Regions from separate parts of the Homo sapiens genome. Here regions 2 and 3 are each linked to region 1. Evidence: chromatin loops called from intact Hi-C (ENCODE). Cell type or tissue: gastrocnemius medialis. All regions are shown on one strand. Region 1 overlaps DLGAP4 (DLG associated protein 4). Region 2 has its middle 14 kb from the start of NORAD. Region 3 holds the start of MYL9 (myosin light chain 9).

Region 1 (2,500 bases):
GAGGGTGGAAGTGGAATAATGATATTTCATCTTATGCTGTGTGTGCTGCCTTGGGTTGTCAGGGCCCATAACAAATGTACCTTGTTTTTTTCCTAAGTAAATCAACCTTGGCTCACGCCTGTAATCTCAACACTTTGGGAGGCCGAGGTGGGAGGATCGCTTGAGCCCAGGAGTTCAAGACCAGCCTGAGCAACAGAGACCTTGTCGCTACAAAAAATAAAAATAACCAACTTAAAGTGAATAGTACAGGCGTAGCATAAGTGACTGAGATAGGATGACCTTCAAAGTGCTTAGCACAGTGCCTGGATTCAAAACGGTTGGCTAACCCTCAATTCCGTTTATTATTTTTACACCTTAATGCAAAAACCATGACAGTGGTATTGGAAACACTATCATCTTCGCCAGTGCTCAAAATATTTTGATATGTCAAAAATTCTTTTCTCCATTTTTTGGAAAACAGATGCGAGAAAGGAAAGGACTTGCCTAGGTCACCCAGCAAGGCAGGTCATGAACAAGAGTTGGGTCTGCGTCTGGCAGACCTACCACAGGTGCGGCCTGGAGAGATGAGGCCCACAAGGCAGCGACAGGACCTGGATTCAGTGAGGAGAGGGGACTCGCGGGGTAGAAGCCAGGAACTGGGAAGGCGAGGAGGCGTGAAGGCACCACCTACTGCCAACCCGGCTCGAGCTGGTCACTTTGCCCTCCATGAGATCGTAGGTGTGCTTGTTGTTTTATTTTACGGGGGAGGAATGGAAGGCTCAGGGAAGTTGAATGCGGATGTTGTTCAAGATCACACAGGCCTCCAGAGGCGGAGCCGGGATTGGAACCCAATCTCTAGGACTCTGGGTTAGCAAAGCAAAGGGAGGATGCAGTGGCGAGGACAGCTAGATACACCTAGGGCGCAGAGCAGCCAGGACCAGAGGGCCAATCTGACTATGCAGGGGTGAGAGGGCCACCTCGGGCAGCTTCCTCGGAGCCTCGGTTCCCCCCTTACAGCGAGGTGTCGCTGGGGTGAACTGGTGGGAACTCCCGCCTCGGTCCACCTCCCGCACAGAGCATGCGTCGCGTTCCAGCTGGAACCGGTTTGGCGAGGCGGTTCGAGGGGCGGCGACCCCACCCCCACCCCCCCATGCTCGGGCATGCGCGTGCCGACGTGGGCGCGCGCTCCTTTCCTGGGCCGGCCGGCTGGGCGTGGGCCGGACGCGGCGGCCCGCGCGCCTGCCGACCAGCCCGGCTGCGCGCGCCGGGCCACATGCCAAGCGGGCTGCGCGCGCCCCTGCCCGGCCCGGGAGTCCCTGACGACGCGCGCGCGGCTGACGCGGGGGGCGGGGAGGGGCGGGGCAGGTGCGGGACTTTAACCCGGAGCCCCGCCCCTCGGGCGTACAAAACCGGAGCCTCGGGCCGGGCTGCGTGAGGGAGGAGGGTGAGTGCCCGCCGCTGGCCGCCGCCGCCGCCGCCAGTCCGTCCGTCTGTCCGGTCCACGTCGTCGCTGCCGCCTCCTCAGCCCGGACGCCCGGGGCCCGCCCAGCGCCGCCCGGAGCAGCCGCGGCCCCGCGAGGAGACGGGGGCCGCCCCGCCCGGCCCGGCCCGGCCCTGCCCCGCCCCCGCCCTCGCCCTCCTCCTCCTCCTCCTCCTCCCCGTCTGTCCGTCCGTCCGTCCGTCCGCCCGCCCGCCCGCCCGCCCGCGCTTCCGTCCTGTCCAGCCGCCAGTCCTCCAGCCCGTGTCCCCGCTCCGCCCGCTTTGTCTCTCCCCGGCTCGCTGTCTCTTTGTCTCTGCCCTCGCGCTCCTCCGCAGCCCCTCCCTCGCTCCCCATCTCGGGTCCCCTTCTCAGAGCGCTCTTCAGCCCTCAGAGCCGCCCTTTCTGGGCGACCCCACTCTTCGGGACTCCCCCTCAGAGCGCCCCCAGATCTTTTGGGGTTCCCCTTGAGAACACCTTCCACTCTCCCCAAGGGCTCCCCGTGAGTTTCTTGCACATCCTTTGGGGGTTCTGCACCCCAAGTCGCTGGGGTCTCGCCTCCTCTGAACCCCCATTGCCCCTGGGCTTTCCCTCTTCTGGGTGTTCCCCATATCCACTGGGAGCTCCTAGGTCCCAAGTTGGGGTCTTTCTCCTTGGGACCCCCCAATATGTCCTCAGCTCCCTGACTTCAGGAGCTCCTCTCTGCTTTCCCCTGGTTTGTCCCCTGTCGCTGTCTCTCCTTGTTCTCTCTCAGGTCTCCGAGCACCCCCACTTCTCGGGATCGGGGTCCCCTGCTTTGCTCTCCCTGCCCCTCTGTGCCCCCACATCTGTCTCGGTGGTCTCGCCACTCTGTGCCTCTTGCGCTGAAGGCCCCCCTTTGAGCCTGCTTCTTTGCCTGGGGCCCTTGGCCCCCCCTTGCTTTTTCAGCCCTAGCCCCCTGTCTCCCCTTCTCTCTGCTCCTTGTCTCCCTCTCCCTTTTTCTGTCTTTGCCGGGTCTCTGGGTCTCTGACCCCCATCCGGCCCTCATGGCTTTGTGTCTGGAGC
Region 2 (2,500 bases), 400 kb before region 1:
CTGATCTCACAGGCTTCCCCTTCTTCTAAATATTGCAAGGCAAACCCATAGTTTGTCCTCTGGTTTGACCAGGTTCTTGGTTCTGATAGCCCCTTATTCTGAGCCTTCCAGGCAGAGACTCCTACAGGACTCTGCCACCTCAGGACCCAGCATAGGGCTGGGTGTCCTGAAGGTCTGCTAAGGGGACTCATGCTGAGCCTTCGGAAGGTCACAAGGAGAGAACAGAGGGTGGGCTGAGGGTCCACATGCCAACATGTCAGGAGTTGGACTGCTTGGGTTCCAATCCGGCTCCCGCACCTCACTGCCCCTGACCCTGGGCAAATCACCAAACCCTTTGTGATTGGTTTCCTCATCTGTAAAAAGGGAATCATTATAGAACCCCAAAGCAAAATTATAAGGCTCGGGTGAAATACTGTATATAAACCTTTTATTACAGGGCTGGGCACAAGGTGAGTGCTCGCCTTGACATTGTTGCGCCAGATTTCCCTAAGCACATCACTGCATGGCTGTTCTCTCTTCTGGATACGGCCGCCCTTTCTGCCTAGAGACGTTTGATTCTTCCTGGGGGGCGGTGCAGGGTCAGGTGAGCAGCTGGGGCTCCGGAGGGTCTGGGTCTCTGTCACTTCTTGCTGCGTCGCCTTCTGTGAGTCCTTCCCAGCCCCCTAATCATGCCCGCCTGAGCAAGAGGATGAGAAAATGCCGACCCCGTAGCGGGGACTCTGCTGCTGTGCGGGGCGCGGTTCGCCGAACCCACTGGCCGCTTCTAGAGAGTCGGCCCCAGGGCCAGGACCTCCACTTGGCAGGCGCTGGGGCGCCCAGGGGCAGGGCCAGCGCGGGAAAGGCCGCGAGTCCTTCGACCCCCTGGCAGTCTGGGAGCCGGCCGCGGCTGCCATGGCAACGCCCGGAAGCTGCCGGGAGGGGAGGCAGGCCCAGCCGGGACGAGGCCCTGCCTCCAGCCAACGCTCCGCCCAGAACGAAGCCCCGCCCCGGAACGAAGCCCCGCCTCCAGCAACTCTCTGCCCGGAGAGAGGCCCGACAGCTGCGACCCGACTGGTTCTGTCCGAGCCCGACGGGCCGCGCTGACCCAGCGACTGTGCCTGACTGACCACAGGTGCCGCCACCGCCTGATAATACGAGTGTGTCAGCTTCCGTCTGACTGAACGCAGGTTTCATGGGTGCCTGACAGACCAAGACTGCTGGATCTGTCAGCCTGGCCGCAGCTGGCTGACTGGCTGACTGGCTGGCTGGTTGACTGGCTGGCTGACTGGCTGCCTGGCTGGCTGGCTGGCTGGCTGCTCTTGCCCGGCCGCCATCTGGGCCTGACGGGCTGCGTCTGACCGGGCGGCCTATCTGCCTCTGCCTGACCAGCCTCCATCTGTGCTTGGCGAGCTGTGTGACCGGCCGCGACGGTCTGTGTCTGACTGAGCACAAGGTTCCTAGCGGCCGATCAGCTGCTTGACCCCATCTCTGCTGAGCCGGCCGACACCGACGGATTGACTCTGGCAACGCCTGGCCCGAGTGGCGCTACCGGCTTCCAGAGACTTCCTGACCCCTGCCGAGGTTGCACCGCTCAGCGCTGCCCTGTGAGGCGCTGACTGTGGCCGCAGCTGAGTGCGGCTGCCCCTTCACAGACAGGGCGTGCAGAATGACGGTCGCCTGGCTGTCCCTCCCTAGGCGCCCCTGGCTAGCTCGGCTTGCCTGGCAGCGTCTGTGTCTGAGGGACGTGTTGGTGGCCGCCGCTGGCCGCATCTGTCCCCCTGCAGGTGGGCATCAGGTTGCCCCCGTGAAGTGCAGCTGGGGCCGAGCCTGGCTGAAGGACGGCCACCTTCTCTCCAGCTGTCCAGCGAGGGCTTCTGAGGTGGTGCCCTCCGGGGCTCTGTGGCCTGGACCTCTCCAGCCACACACAGTCAGAGCCTTAGGGGATCCCAAGCAAGGGCACCCACAGGGAAGAGAGCCTAAGACAGAGGCCAAGGGACAGGCAGGCAGCAGGGGTGGGACTTCGGGCCAGGCGAGGAACAGCTGGAAGAAGCTCCGGGGCTGGGAGGAGGCCGCAGGACCTTGAGGTGCCGGAGTTTAGGGATCCGATTCTGTAAGGGAGGCAGCACCTTGAGGAGTTGGGTTGGTGTGTGGGGTCCTCAGGACACGATCCCTGACTTTGAATACCTTTTTTTGCGGGTTTTGGGGAAATCTCTGTCAGTGCCTTGCTGCTCTGCAGAAGGGTCATCCCGCAGACCTCAGATCTCTTCCCGAATTAATTAATTTATTTATTTTTATTTATTTTTTTCTTTTTTTGAGATGGAGTCTTGCTCTGTCGTCCAGCCTGGAGTGCAGTGGCCCGATCTTGGCTCACTACAAACTCCGCCTTCCAGGTTCAAGCGATTCTCATGCCTCAGTTTCCCAGGTAGCTGGGATTACAGGTGTGCGCCACCATGCCTGGCTAATTTCTGTATTTTAGCCGGGGGTTTGTAGAGACAGGGTTTTGCCATATTGCCCAGGCTGG
Region 3 (2,500 bases), 81 kb after region 1:
GCTGCCGGCGACCCCAAGCCCGGGAGCCCTCACGGCGGGGCGCACCCCTGCACCTCCTGTCTGCCCAATGTCACTGCCCAGAGCACCCTGCGGAACAGCCCACGCTCCCCCCAGGTCCCCTTCTCCTTTGAGGCCCCAGGCCGCGGAGCTACTTGTTCATCGTGTTTCCCTCCACGAAACCAGTGCTTCCCGAGTGGTTCCTTCAACCCCGCTCTGGCGGGCGACCGCTGATGTGGACAGAGCGAGTCACCGGGCGTAGGGGTCCCTGGGAGCCCCCCCACCCACCGCCTCTGCCCTCCCCACGTCGAGAGCCGTTGCCCGTCAGGGGAAGCTGCACTCCCACGGCCCATACAAGTGGGAGGCCTCTGGGGAAGCGGCCCTGGACATTCCGTTTGCCTCTCTGGAGGGGAAGGGGTGGCCCAGAGCGAACCCCCACACCCCCTCTCCCATTGCCTGCTCACCCCATCACCTCCCCTCCCTACAAGGCCCTCTGTGCAGCCCGGGCTGGCACAGCAAGGAAGGGGGGCTCACCCCAGAGCGCCCCCGCCTGCCAGCCCGTGGGTCGAGGCCAAATAAGGCCGGACGGCAGCCGAGGGCCCCCGCACCCCGCCCGCGGCCCCGCCCCGCGCACATTCTTCTGCCTTGTAAGGCCCGGCCGCCACGCCCCGCCCCCGCCTGGAGTCCAGACCCGACGGCCGGCCCAGTTCCACGCACCCAGCGAGCCCAAGCGCCTTCTCCGCACCAGGTGGGATCCGGGGCCCCGGGGGTCTTGAGGACAGGCCTAACGGCCCAGGGCTGGAGATGAGAGGTGGCCCGGGCCCGACCCGGCTGTCACGGGGGGCAAAGGCGGGCCCCACGGACTGGGACGTGGTAGGGTCTGTTGGGCACGGACTGAGGGGTGAGCTGGGGCAGCGAGTTTGCTGGGGGCCGACAGGGACTCTGGCCAGGGGCCGGGCAGCAGGAAGGCTGTTCTGGCCTCTGAGAAGCAGTGGTCCTGCGGCAAGGGAAGGCCATCGTCCAGGCCCTGCCCCTTTGCTGAGGAGCTGGAGATGCCAAGCCCAGAGCTCCGGGGGGGGCTGGGGAGCCCGGGTACAAGGGTGCTGGGGAGAGGGTTGCAGTCGTCAGTTCCCCCTGGCCCAGTAAAGGCATGTGTGTCACAGATGGAGAAACAGCCCTGTGGGACTCCACGCCCCCACAGCATCTGTGTCCCCTCCCCATCTCCCATCCCTACACCCTGGGCCAGGGGAAAGGGACCGAGACCAGGGGGCCCTTCCGACACAGCCAGTGCTGTATGCAGGGACCCGGGCCTTCCCCTCTCTGGGTCATCTCGCCTGTGGGTGGGGAAGGTCTGCGGAGGGCCCTGATGGACTCACCCCTAGGGGGCAGGACGAGGACTAGTGGCTGGGAGAACCTGATCCCTGCTCTTCCCAGCCCTCCAGCTGCTCTAAGGAGGAGACTCAGATGAGGTGCACTGAGAAGGAGGCATCTGGCCTGCCCAGCTCCAGGGGCTGGAGGTCATGGGGGCACTGCCCTGTGCTGGCTTCAGCCCAGCCTTTTCTGTTATGGTGGGAATCTGGACACCAGGATGGGGGACATGGCATCCAGTCACATCCAGGCCAAGTATCAGTGCTGACCCCTGGTGTCTAGGGCACCTGAAGGGGGAAGCGATGGCCTCAGAACTAAAGGCCCCACCCATGCCTGCCCCTCGCCCCTCCACCAGTTCTAGAAGGCGCCTCTGGATACACAGAGCCCTTTCCCACTCCACTGCCACAGGCCCGCCTGAGGACTGGGGCTCCCTGTTTTGTTCAAGCCTCGAGGGCACCAGCAGCCAAGTTTGCTCTCCACTGACCCAAACCTAGCCCAGGAATCCTGTCTTCCAGGTGGCCCCTCCCCCTCTCATGGGCACTCCACTCCCCTTCTGGGGCCTCTTTTCCTAGCTGCACCATGGGGGCACCCCTGCCTCCGCTCACCACTTCCCACAATTGCTGGGGTGGACATGGCGGCCTTGTGCAAGCCCTTAAGTACAGTGCTCCCAGCCACACCACAGCAGAGAGTGCAGACCGGGTGGCCATGAAGGCAGAGGGGCCCAGCTGGGCTCAGACCCAGCTGTGGGTGGCCTGGCCATGCCTGCCCTAGAGCTTCATAGAGTGTGGTGGGGACAGTGATGGCCATCACAGCCTCTGTTGGGCACAGTGCACTGCCTCTCTGCATGCAGCCTTCTGTGGGCACCAGGAGTCAAAGTTCCCGAGAACACTGGACTCAGGGAAGGACTAGGCCCCTCTAAAGCACGGGAGAGGAGGGGGCCGGCATCTGGGGACAATGGCACTCCCAACTAGGTCATGGGTGAGAAGGAATTCTGTCTACCTTCCTGAACCATGCAAGAAACACTGAGGGCTGGGTGTGTCGGTCCGTGGGACACGGGCAACCACTGTCTCATGACTACAGGCAGTGATGGCCCTGGGGACCAGCTGGGGCTGGCCGGGATCCCAGTCCAGGGTTG

What was found. A loop is a pair of places that touch in the nucleus more often than their neighbours do. Peaks named below come from ENCODE experiments on the same cell type or tissue, not always from the same donor. Only the 100,000 strongest peaks of a DNase experiment are listed, where the experiment ranks them.
Region 2: a loop joins it to region 1, with 10 times the contacts of the local background. A loop is called at or near these places in 3 of 110 quality-filtered maps.
Region 3: it touches region 1 in a loop (5-fold over the local background); 48 of 110 quality-filtered maps call a loop at or near these places.

The regions. Positions count from the first base shown.
Region 1 is chr20:36,460,088-36,462,587 of GRCh38, forward strand. The region is part of intron 7 of DLGAP4 (DLG associated protein 4); the gene reads left to right. Among named protein-coding and RNA genes, the nearest start is that of MYL9, 80 kb to the right of the region's middle. RefSeq lists silencers at 840-1,422, 1,128-1,607 and enhancers at 933-1,723, 1,724-2,500. In gastrocnemius medialis, no CTCF peak of the experiment used is centred here; DNase peaks (open chromatin) are centred at 612, 1,054, 1,354 and 1,754; H3K4me3 peaks cover 1,495 bases; H3K27ac peaks cover 2,349 bases.
Region 2 is chr20:36,063,833-36,066,332 of GRCh38, forward strand. No RefSeq gene overlaps it. Among named protein-coding and RNA genes, the nearest start is that of NORAD, 14 kb to the left of the region's middle. RefSeq lists a silencer at 685-984. In gastrocnemius medialis, a CTCF peak has its summit at 1,474; DNase peaks (open chromatin) are centred at 257 and 1,019; H3K4me3 peaks cover 1,770 bases; H3K27ac peaks cover 1,380 bases.
Region 3 is chr20:36,540,817-36,543,316 of GRCh38, forward strand. MYL9 (myosin light chain 9) reads left to right here and starts at 703. Exons shown (of 4, transcript NM_006097.5): 1 at 703-745. All of the region lies in intron 2 of DLGAP4-AS1 (DLGAP4 antisense RNA 1), which reads right to left. RefSeq lists a silencer at 524-723 and enhancers at 1,504-2,157, 2,158-2,500. In gastrocnemius medialis, a CTCF peak has its summit at 1,350 (motif pointing right); DNase peaks (open chromatin) are centred at 665, 1,346 and 2,485; H3K4me3 peaks cover 2,350 bases; H3K27ac peaks cover 2,500 bases; H3K27me3 peaks cover 388 bases.